Linked DNA regions of Homo sapiens: region 1 is linked to region 2. A link is a contact called in ENCODE Hi-C or POLR2A ChIA-PET data. All regions are on one chromosome and are shown on one strand. Each heading gives the region's core, a stretch centred on a gene start or an enhancer-like site at or near the end of the contact. The rest is flanking DNA. Distances are from core to core; before and after follow the strand shown. Region 1 holds the start of CERS6 (ceramide synthase 6). Region 2 holds the start of TTC21B (tetratricopeptide repeat domain 21B).

What was found. A loop is a pair of places that touch in the nucleus more often than their neighbours do. ChIA-PET counts read pairs that join two places held with the same protein, here RNA polymerase II (POLR2A). Pooled maps may share reads with other maps.
Region 1: a map of B cell shows a loop between it and region 2 (15-fold over the local background). The contact joins the promoter of CERS6 here to the promoter of TTC21B in region 2. A Hi-C loop is called at or near these places in 2 of 168 maps with a recorded cell type or tissue (B cell and ascending aorta) and 7 of 50 pooled maps. POLR2A ChIA-PET finds 5 or more read pairs at or near these places in 1 of 52 experiments (activated CD4-positive, alpha-beta T cell).

The regions. Positions count from the first base shown.
Region 1 is chr2:168,454,026-168,458,244 of GRCh38, reverse strand. CERS6 (ceramide synthase 6) reads right to left here and starts at 1,973. Exons shown (of 10, transcript NM_203463.3): 1 at 1,627-1,973. The coding sequence starts at 1,796. LOC102724081 (a long non-coding RNA gene) reads left to right here. Exons shown (of 4, transcript XR_002959433.2): 1 at 1-1,214. RefSeq lists silencers at 1,282-1,341, 1,792-1,921, 2,042-2,131, 2,162-2,381.
Region 2 is chr2:165,951,798-165,955,979 of GRCh38, reverse strand. TTC21B (tetratricopeptide repeat domain 21B) reads left to right here and starts at 2,204. Exons shown (of 29, transcript NM_024753.5): 1 at 2,204-2,295. The coding sequence starts at 2,275. RefSeq lists an enhancer at 1,440-2,189 and a silencer at 1,954-2,353.

The DNA.
Region 1 (4,219 bases), core at 724-3,223, 2.5 Mb before region 2:
GAGCCCAGCCAGAATTTATCAGACACAATTTATCATAATTCAGCAATTGTGTGTAGATCCCCTACTATGTGCCAACATAGAGCAAACCTGCTATCCCTGAGTCTGCTTGTTTTTGGAGAGCCTGCAAAACTGTATAGAGTTCATATTTTCTGTAACCAAACATTTGCTCTAGAGGTAACTCTACACCTGCAAACACACCCATTTTTTCACAGCACTGCTGTGACTTTTTTGATCCTTTTTTGTATAGGATCAATGACACATCTGTATTAGATTCCAATAATTTAAACATAGGTCTTAAAGTCTGTTGCTTTGTGCATGTCAATTTCTGCAGGCGAACAGCTGACTTCGTTTTCAAGCAACAATACTGTCCGGTGAAAAATATACCTTCCTGAGACAAAAGATACTTTTTGTCCCCATGAAGCTTTGTTGCCTCGTCCAGCAGCAAATGACTCAAAAGACGCGTTCTGCCACCCTCAACAGTCGTTTTCAGGCAAAGAGGAACAGCAAATGAGGTACCAGCAAAAGCTTAAGAAACAAAACCAAGGTGAGTTGAAGGCGGGGAAGAAAGGCGGAGTGGAAGCGAGAAATGCAATCTAAACTCTACTTTGTGATCTAAGAAATTCAGCCTTTACTGATGAATTGGGCAGAGGAAGGGGAGGGTACAAGAAAGGGGAAGATAATATTTTCTGTTACGAAAAAAAAAGTGTGCTGCTGTCCTGGTTTTCTTTCAGTAGCACCCAGAGAATGCATGGCAGGCACAATCTAGTTTCGCGACGAAAACGAATTCCATGAGAATAACACAAGTTTGTATGTGACACAATGGAGATATCCAACCAAACCGAGGAACTATACAATTGCATGACAATTCCTCAAAATTTTAAGTGCCTTCGAGTACCAAAAAAGAAGTTTATGATTATTCACAGGACAGGGTTATCAGTTTAATATCACCATTTTGCAGGATGTGGACCCGTCCTGTCACATCCTCTTTTAAAGAAACCGCTAATAACCTGAAATGCTATTATCCCCTATTTGCCAGGACTGTGGGCCTGATAGTTTCACGGATAAAAACCAAACAGCGACCAGAAGCCAGGAAGTCCCTGGCGAATTCTTTTGAAGCACAACCCCTACAATCCGTGTGCCGGAGCATAAAGATTGAAGTGTGCGCGGTTCCTCCTCCCTCCGGGCCGCGCGTCCGGAACGTTCCTGGCTGTCAGGTGGGTGGCGCGGGCCCCGGCGGGAAGCCCTGCCTGGCAGCCTTGCGTGGCGCGCCGGCGGAGAGGGGCGAGCCCCGCGGAATGCGGCGGGTCCTGAGCCCGACCACCGCTCACCTTTGTTCGCCTGCCCTTGCCGGGAGGAGAGCAGGGCCCAGGAGGAGGGCAGGGGGCGACCCTAACGCTCCGCGGCTCCTCCCCGGCGCCCGGGAGGAAATCCGTGGCAAGCCAGACCCTTTCTGGCTCCCAGAAAGCCAGCGGGGCAGGGGGGTCAGCAACCCCTCCCCGAACACAAAGGTTGGGAGGCGTGAACGCGAGCGTTGGGGGCGCGGGGGCGTGCGCCAGAGAGCGCGCGAGTGTGTGCGCGCGTGTGTGTGCGCAGGGGGAGGGGAGGAGGGGCTTCAGCCCTTCTTACCTCTCGAAGATGAGCCGCACCATGAAGATACAGAAGGCCAGGGGAAAAGCGAGATAGAGGTCCTCAGCCTGCGGGAAGGTGGCCTCCTCCGTGTTCTTCAGGTCCGCCCAGGTGACATTGTGCGGGAGCCAAAACCTCTCGTTCCAGAACCAGGCTAAGATCCCTGCCATCTTGCTTTGTCCACTCCTGTCCTGCGGCACCCGCAGCCCGCCAAGCTCTCCACCGCGCAGGGCGCCCGGGGATGCGCGCCCGGCTGGCCCCGAGCCTGTGCCGCCGCCGCCGCTGCTCCCGCCCGCCGCCGCCGCCTCCTCCGCGGCCGCTGCTCTCGAAGGCTCGCGGCGAGCCCCGGTTCTCTCCTCCCTCTGGCCGCGCTGGGGAAAGGGGCCGCCTTGCCCGTCACATGGCAGCTCGGGCCGCCCGCCCTGATTGGCTCGTCTTCGCGTCAAACAGCGAGGCACACACGCGGCCAACTCGCCCACACCCGCAGGGCAGGGCGCAGTCGCTGCGCCCTGGGCGCAGGGGCACCGCTCCGGGGAGTGTCGCCCGCCCCTGCTCTCACCGCTCTTTCGCTTTGCGCTTAGGGCGACGACCTAAAGTCGACCCCCCAAATCCGCCCTAGCCCCCTGGCTGGCTCGCACATGCTCAGAATGCTGGCTCCTGCCCCGCTGGGGTTTCAGGGCTCTCAGTCCTCTTCCCGTGCGCCCGGAGGCGGTGGGTCAGCAGGTAGGGGCTGCCGCCAAGCTTCAGAACCAGCCCTGCTCCAGGAGGACAGCAAAAAAAAAAAAAGGGGGGGGGAGGGGGAGGGGTAAAGAGCAAAGGAGGAAGTGGGAGGGAAAGGATCCTCCACTCCCGCGCTTGGAGAGGCAGGGTGAAAAATCAGGAACTGAGGCAGGATGGTTTGGCAAGAGCCTTCTGCCTCTGCCCCACGCCTGCCTTTCCCCAATCTTTGACTTTCCGGTCTTTTATACTGCTGCTTCTCATCAAAGTAGCTCCCCCAGGGAACAAGCCCCCCTATATTGATTTATGAGGTGGTACAAAAAATTAGGCACTTAATTGCTATTTGATTATTAATTGCTACTTGATGACGATGATGATGATGATGATGATGATGATAGCAACTGCAGCGTTCTGTAAAACCACCCCTCTCAACTAACCTCTCTGAAAAGGCTGCTAGACCACATTTTGACCTGGCACATCATGAGAACCTCCACTGTGCTACTCGGCAGGCTCATTATTTCTGCCTTTTGAATCTAAAACCTTTAAGGCATTAGGCCTGTGAGGCCTAACCCAGGCACCTTCCCTCCCGCAATGCATTTCCCCATTGATACAGGAGCCATGTGTGAATTCATTCCATGGCCCATGTATACATGGTTCTGGGGCATTTTTGTTCATTTTTCTCACATTCATTTTCTGCCTGGTGCTGCCAGTAGGCTATACTAAACCTTTCCAGTGGGCATATAACCGCACACACACACACACACACACACACAGAGAGAGGGAGTTTCTTTTACTCTTCCCTCCCCTCTTTCCACTCTATCTCTTGAAAGTGAAACTGAAGAATGGCCTATACTGGTGCTTCCAATTTCTCTCCCCTCATTTTCTTTTGAACTTCCATTTGGACATTTGTCTCCTCTGCTGCATTGAAACTGCCCAAGGTCACCTGTGATCTTCATGCTGCTAAACACAAAGGTCAGTTCTTATCTTAGTCCAGGCTGCTTAGACTAGGTGGCTTAAACAGCAGAATTTATTCCTCACGGTTCTGGAGGCAGGGAAGTCCAAGATCAACATGCAGGCAGATCCAGTGTCTGGCAAGGATCCTCTTCCTGGTTTGAAAACAGCTGTTTTCTTGTGTATCCTCACATGGCAGAGAGCACAGAAAGAGGAAACACAGATTAGTGCCCTATCTTCTTATAAGGGCACTAATCCCATTCATGAAGGTTCTACCCTCATTAGCTAATTACCTCCCAAAGACTCTGTCTCTGAATACTATCACATTGGGAACTAGGATTTCAGCATATGAATTTTGGGGGACACACACATTCAGTTCATAGCAGTTCACAACACCTCTGTCAGTAGCATTTGGCCCAGTTGTCAGGTCGTGTGTCTTAAAACATTCTTGACTTGGCTTCCAGAAACCTCACTCTTCTGGGTTTCTTCCTCCTTCATGGCCATTTCTTCTCAGTCTCCTTCCTGGTTACTCCTCACTTTTCTAACCCCTAGAAGTTATAGTGGCCTAGGAGTCAGTCTTTTTTCCTCTTCACTTTTCTATCTGAATGTATTCATTTGGTGATTTTATCCAGTCTCGTGGCTTTTAATGACATCTGTATGCCCTCCAATGTCATGCTAATAGCTCCCATATTTATATCTCTAGCCATGAACTTTTTCCTGACCTTCTGACTCTTAAATCCACTGGCAATTTAACACCACCACTCAGATGTCTAAAAGCTATCTCATGACCAAACTATTAATCTTCCCCTTGAAATCTCTTCCTCCTGTAGTCTTGGCTCAAGCCAAAAATGTGGAGTCATTTTTTCCCCTTCTCTCTTTCTCTCATACCTCCTTTCCAATCCATCCCAAATCCCATCAGCACCAT
Region 2 (4,182 bases), core at 955-3,454:
ACCATCTCCCCTACCCCTGTCCATGGAAAATTTATCTTCTGTGAATTGTCTTCCACCAAACTGGTCCCTGGTGCCAAAATGATTGGGGACCACTGCTATAGAGCACTACGTGTTTAATGGAAACTATTGGTTATACAATGCCTATTATGTGTCAGGAAGTTTTAATATGTCTGTAAGGCATTTAGTTTCTTTAGTAAATAAGGAAAATGAGGCTTAGGGAAATTACTTCCCCAAGTCACAAAAGTAGCTAGCGTAATAGGAGCTCCACCTCAGATGCAGAAGAGGGTATTCTTGCCACTACACTGTGATATTTTTATACCCATCCAGTTATGGTGATCCTTAAAGACTTCATGAAATTTGAAATGAACTCAGAAGAAGGAGATTTTCTCAGGTGAAGAAAGAGCTCAAAACAAAGTAGGGGAAAGCATTACCAGAAGAAGGAATATTTGTCCCACTGAGCGGAATAAAGGCTCCTTGAAGGGGAGGTAGAAGATAAGGCTTGAAAAGACGATGAGGTGAAGGGTCATGGATATCAGACTCAAAAGTTTGTAGCTAGTAAAAGTGAGCCGATAAAAATGTTACTGCTAAGGAACACATCGATTTTTCAGGAAAGACAAGAGTTTTTCCTGGCCTGAGATCCAAAATAAATTTCTTACATGAGATCTAGTAAGGGCACAGGGCACACCAAGTCACCGTGAGTGTCAAAGCAAATCTCAGAGTACTTTTAATCCAACAAACATTTATGAAACATCAGGCTTGGTGTTTTGTGCTAAATAATTCAACCTTAGAACAGAATTCAGTGAAGAGAATACGAGGCTAAATTAATATGACTTTCAAGATCTCCAAAAGGTAGGTTGATCATCTGTTCTGTTAACCATGATCCTGAGATATTTCCTTACAGATGAACTTTTCTCTTATAACCAAAGGTTTACAGTTCAAGATTATACACTTCATTGAGCACCCTGGTCCTGTGGTATTCTTTGCTGTATACCAAGTGCGGATTAATCCGCAGCTTTGAAAATCAAAGAGATATCACCAGTTGTTCATCACCACAGACATTTAGCTGGACTATAAATATTGGAAAGAAAAAAAAGTTGCTCGTGAAAATACGTGGTGAATTCCTTTAAAGAGAAACCGGTGAGAAATATTGCTTCACCTTAAAGCCTAGGATGGTAGCTACCGTTTTTCTCAAGACTGTCCTTACATAACCTATTGGCATGGGGAAAAAGTCAATGTTTATAAACTCCTTAAGAAACTTAAAATCTGGAAAAGGCAACTACGTATCATGTCAACTAAAGTAAGATAATTAACACTAGGATCAAAATTTGGAATCCACGTGAAAGATTCTGCAAAGATCACTTAAATCTCAGACCTTATGCACTATTTTAAATATTTATTTAAGCAGAAATAGAAAATCTTAGTCTATTATATTTCCATTTAATTTCCTGGACTTAAGAAATCTATGTGTGACTGATTGAGTTGCCTAATGGGGTGCAAACATAAAAATTTGCATTGGGATTCATTTTATTCTCAGTTTAAAATCAGTAGTATCATTGAAAACAAGACACTAATTTTCTGGAAGTTTAATTTATTTGTCCCTCTTATTATCGGGGCTGGTAAAAAAGGGCTAATTGAACACACATTCTAACAAAGATTGCAGCAACGCCTGCAAAGACGGGCCCAAGCGCACCGTATTTCTGTTAAGAACGTGTGATTTTTTTTTTCTGCGCCACCTTGTGGCCGTAAAACAACTTGCCCACGTGAAAGTTGACCGCTTTTTCCCGCGCCGGCAGAGCCTTGCTGAGAGCCGCACTGCGGGAATCCGCCTCCAGACAAACGTGCAGAAAATGGTGTCTTCCTTTACAACCAGTGACAGGAAACAGACTTCCCCTTCTTCATACTCCGTTTCCTTTATTCCTGAATTCCATTTCCTCGGCCCGCCCACCCACTGTCCTCAGACAGCCGTTTCCCAGTGTGACCTCCTTTTCCAGCTGCACTCTCCGGCGGAGGCCCTTTTCCCAGCCCGGACCCTCCCGGGCGGCCCTCGCAGCCCTCACCTCCGGGTCCCCGCCGCCCCTGCTCCATTACAGCACGATCCCCGCCACACAGGCCCGCCTCTCCCTCCGACAGCCAATCGCGGCGCGACCCCGCCCCTCCCGCTGGGGCCCGGGGCGCTAGAGCGCTCCGGGAGGCTAGGGGAGCTGAATTCTGCGTCTTCCTTTAGGCTGCGGCGAGACAATCCCCAGAGCCCCGCGGCCCGGCCTCGGGGCAGCCATGGACTCGCAGGAATTGAAGGTGAGCGGGTGAGCGGGTGAGCGGGTGAGCGGGCGGGCGGGCGGAGTTCCTTTGCGGCCTTTTGGCCCGGGGGCGCGGAGGGAGCTCGGGTGGCTTCGCTAGGCCGCTGTTTCCCTGCGGTGCCCCGGCTGCTCGGGTTGCGGGGTGGGCCTGCAGCCTCTGCTCACGGCCGGTCTCCGCGGGCCCTGCTGGGGAAGCCCAGGTCTGGGCAGCCCGCCCGCTCGGTGTTTCTGAATTGCTGGTCCCCATGCTGTTGGTTGTGTTTACTTTTGTATCATGTTTACTAGGAAAGCTTGGGTTACCTATGACACTGCGCCTCCGGGTGCGATTTTTAAGGACTTAAGGCAAACTAGTGTCAGCTCCCACACTGGACAGTAAAAAGAGCGCAGAAAGATTATATGAAACCCATTAAAGACGTAAGACTTAAAAGTGGAGGGGTCGTTATTTTAGGGTGATGGTCTTCTCTGTTTATCACTGACTCATTCATTCAGCAAATATTAATGACGGTCAACTTAAGAAAGGCTGATATAAAACAGTTAAAGACATGAGGCTTGAAAATAAAATAACTTTTCGGATGTTGGTCTTCTCTATTCATTTGTTCACTGAATCACTCGTTCAGCAAATATTTATGAAGGGTTACTGTATGTCCATTAGAAGCTGGAGATAGCAGTGAGCAAAACTGAACAGTTTCTGCCTTCTCAGATTTTACAGGCTAATTAATGCTGGGGAAAAACCCTAATTCAGTTGACTCAACAAATATTTACTGAATGCCTCCTATGTGTCTAGCACTGTTCTAAGCACTGAAATAATAAAACCAAGAAAAACTCTTCCAATCTTGGAGCTTACATTTGAGTAGGAGGAGTCAGACAACAAGTAGGTAAATGAAATGTGTATCCTGTGAGATGGTGATAAGTGGATGGAGGACAATTTGGCGATGTAGGAGGTTAGGGAATGCTGAAATGTCTTGTTTTTCTGCCTGAAGTTTTACATTATCCTCTGTTCTAGCTATCCCCCTATATCCTTACATTTTTTTATTCCCTTAAATGTATTATTTGCACTGCCACCCAAATGAACATTTTAATAAAAACACTTTAATGTAAAATGTAAAAATGGGCCTCCTCATTACTTAGACTTGAGGTTCAAGTCCAAGTACTTAATATGAGGCTTTTCACCCCACCTTCGTCTCCAACCTCATCATCCAATACTCTCTGTCTCACTTAAGCCTCCAGAGCAGAGAATAGCAAACTTTCTCAACAAAGGGCCAGATAGTACACATTTTAGACTTTATGGACCGTATGGTCTATCACATCTAATTGGCTTGTTCAAAACAGCCATAGACAATACTTAAATGAGCATGGCTGTGTTTCAATAAAACTTTATTTATGAACACTGAAATTTGACTTTCATGTAATTTTCATGTTATGAAATATTTCTTTTTTTTCCTTGACAGCTGGAAAATATAAAAACCATTCTTAGTTCACTGGCTGTACAGCCAGCCAGCCAGATATGGCCCACAGAGTGTGGTTTGCCAAACCCTGCTCTAGAGTATGGAGTGGCTTTTAGTCATCTTCATCACCACTGCCATCCCAATGTACCATTGATGACTTGTTATCTGTGTTGTTGCAGTTCCTCTTCCTAACTCCTGTACCTTCCTCAAGAATCATGAAAAGGAAATAGGAAGAGCGTGTACGTGTGTGGAGGGAGAATGAGGGGTTTGCAATTCAAGAGTCAGCTCTGAAATCCTCCCCAATAATCTTTCCCTTGATTTTAGTCATCCATCCTCCCCTCACACCACATTCAGTTTTCAATGCTGTCAAAATGTTGCTATCCCACATTCCCAAAGGAGTTTATAAGCTCTTTTCTTACATTTACTACATTATATTTCAG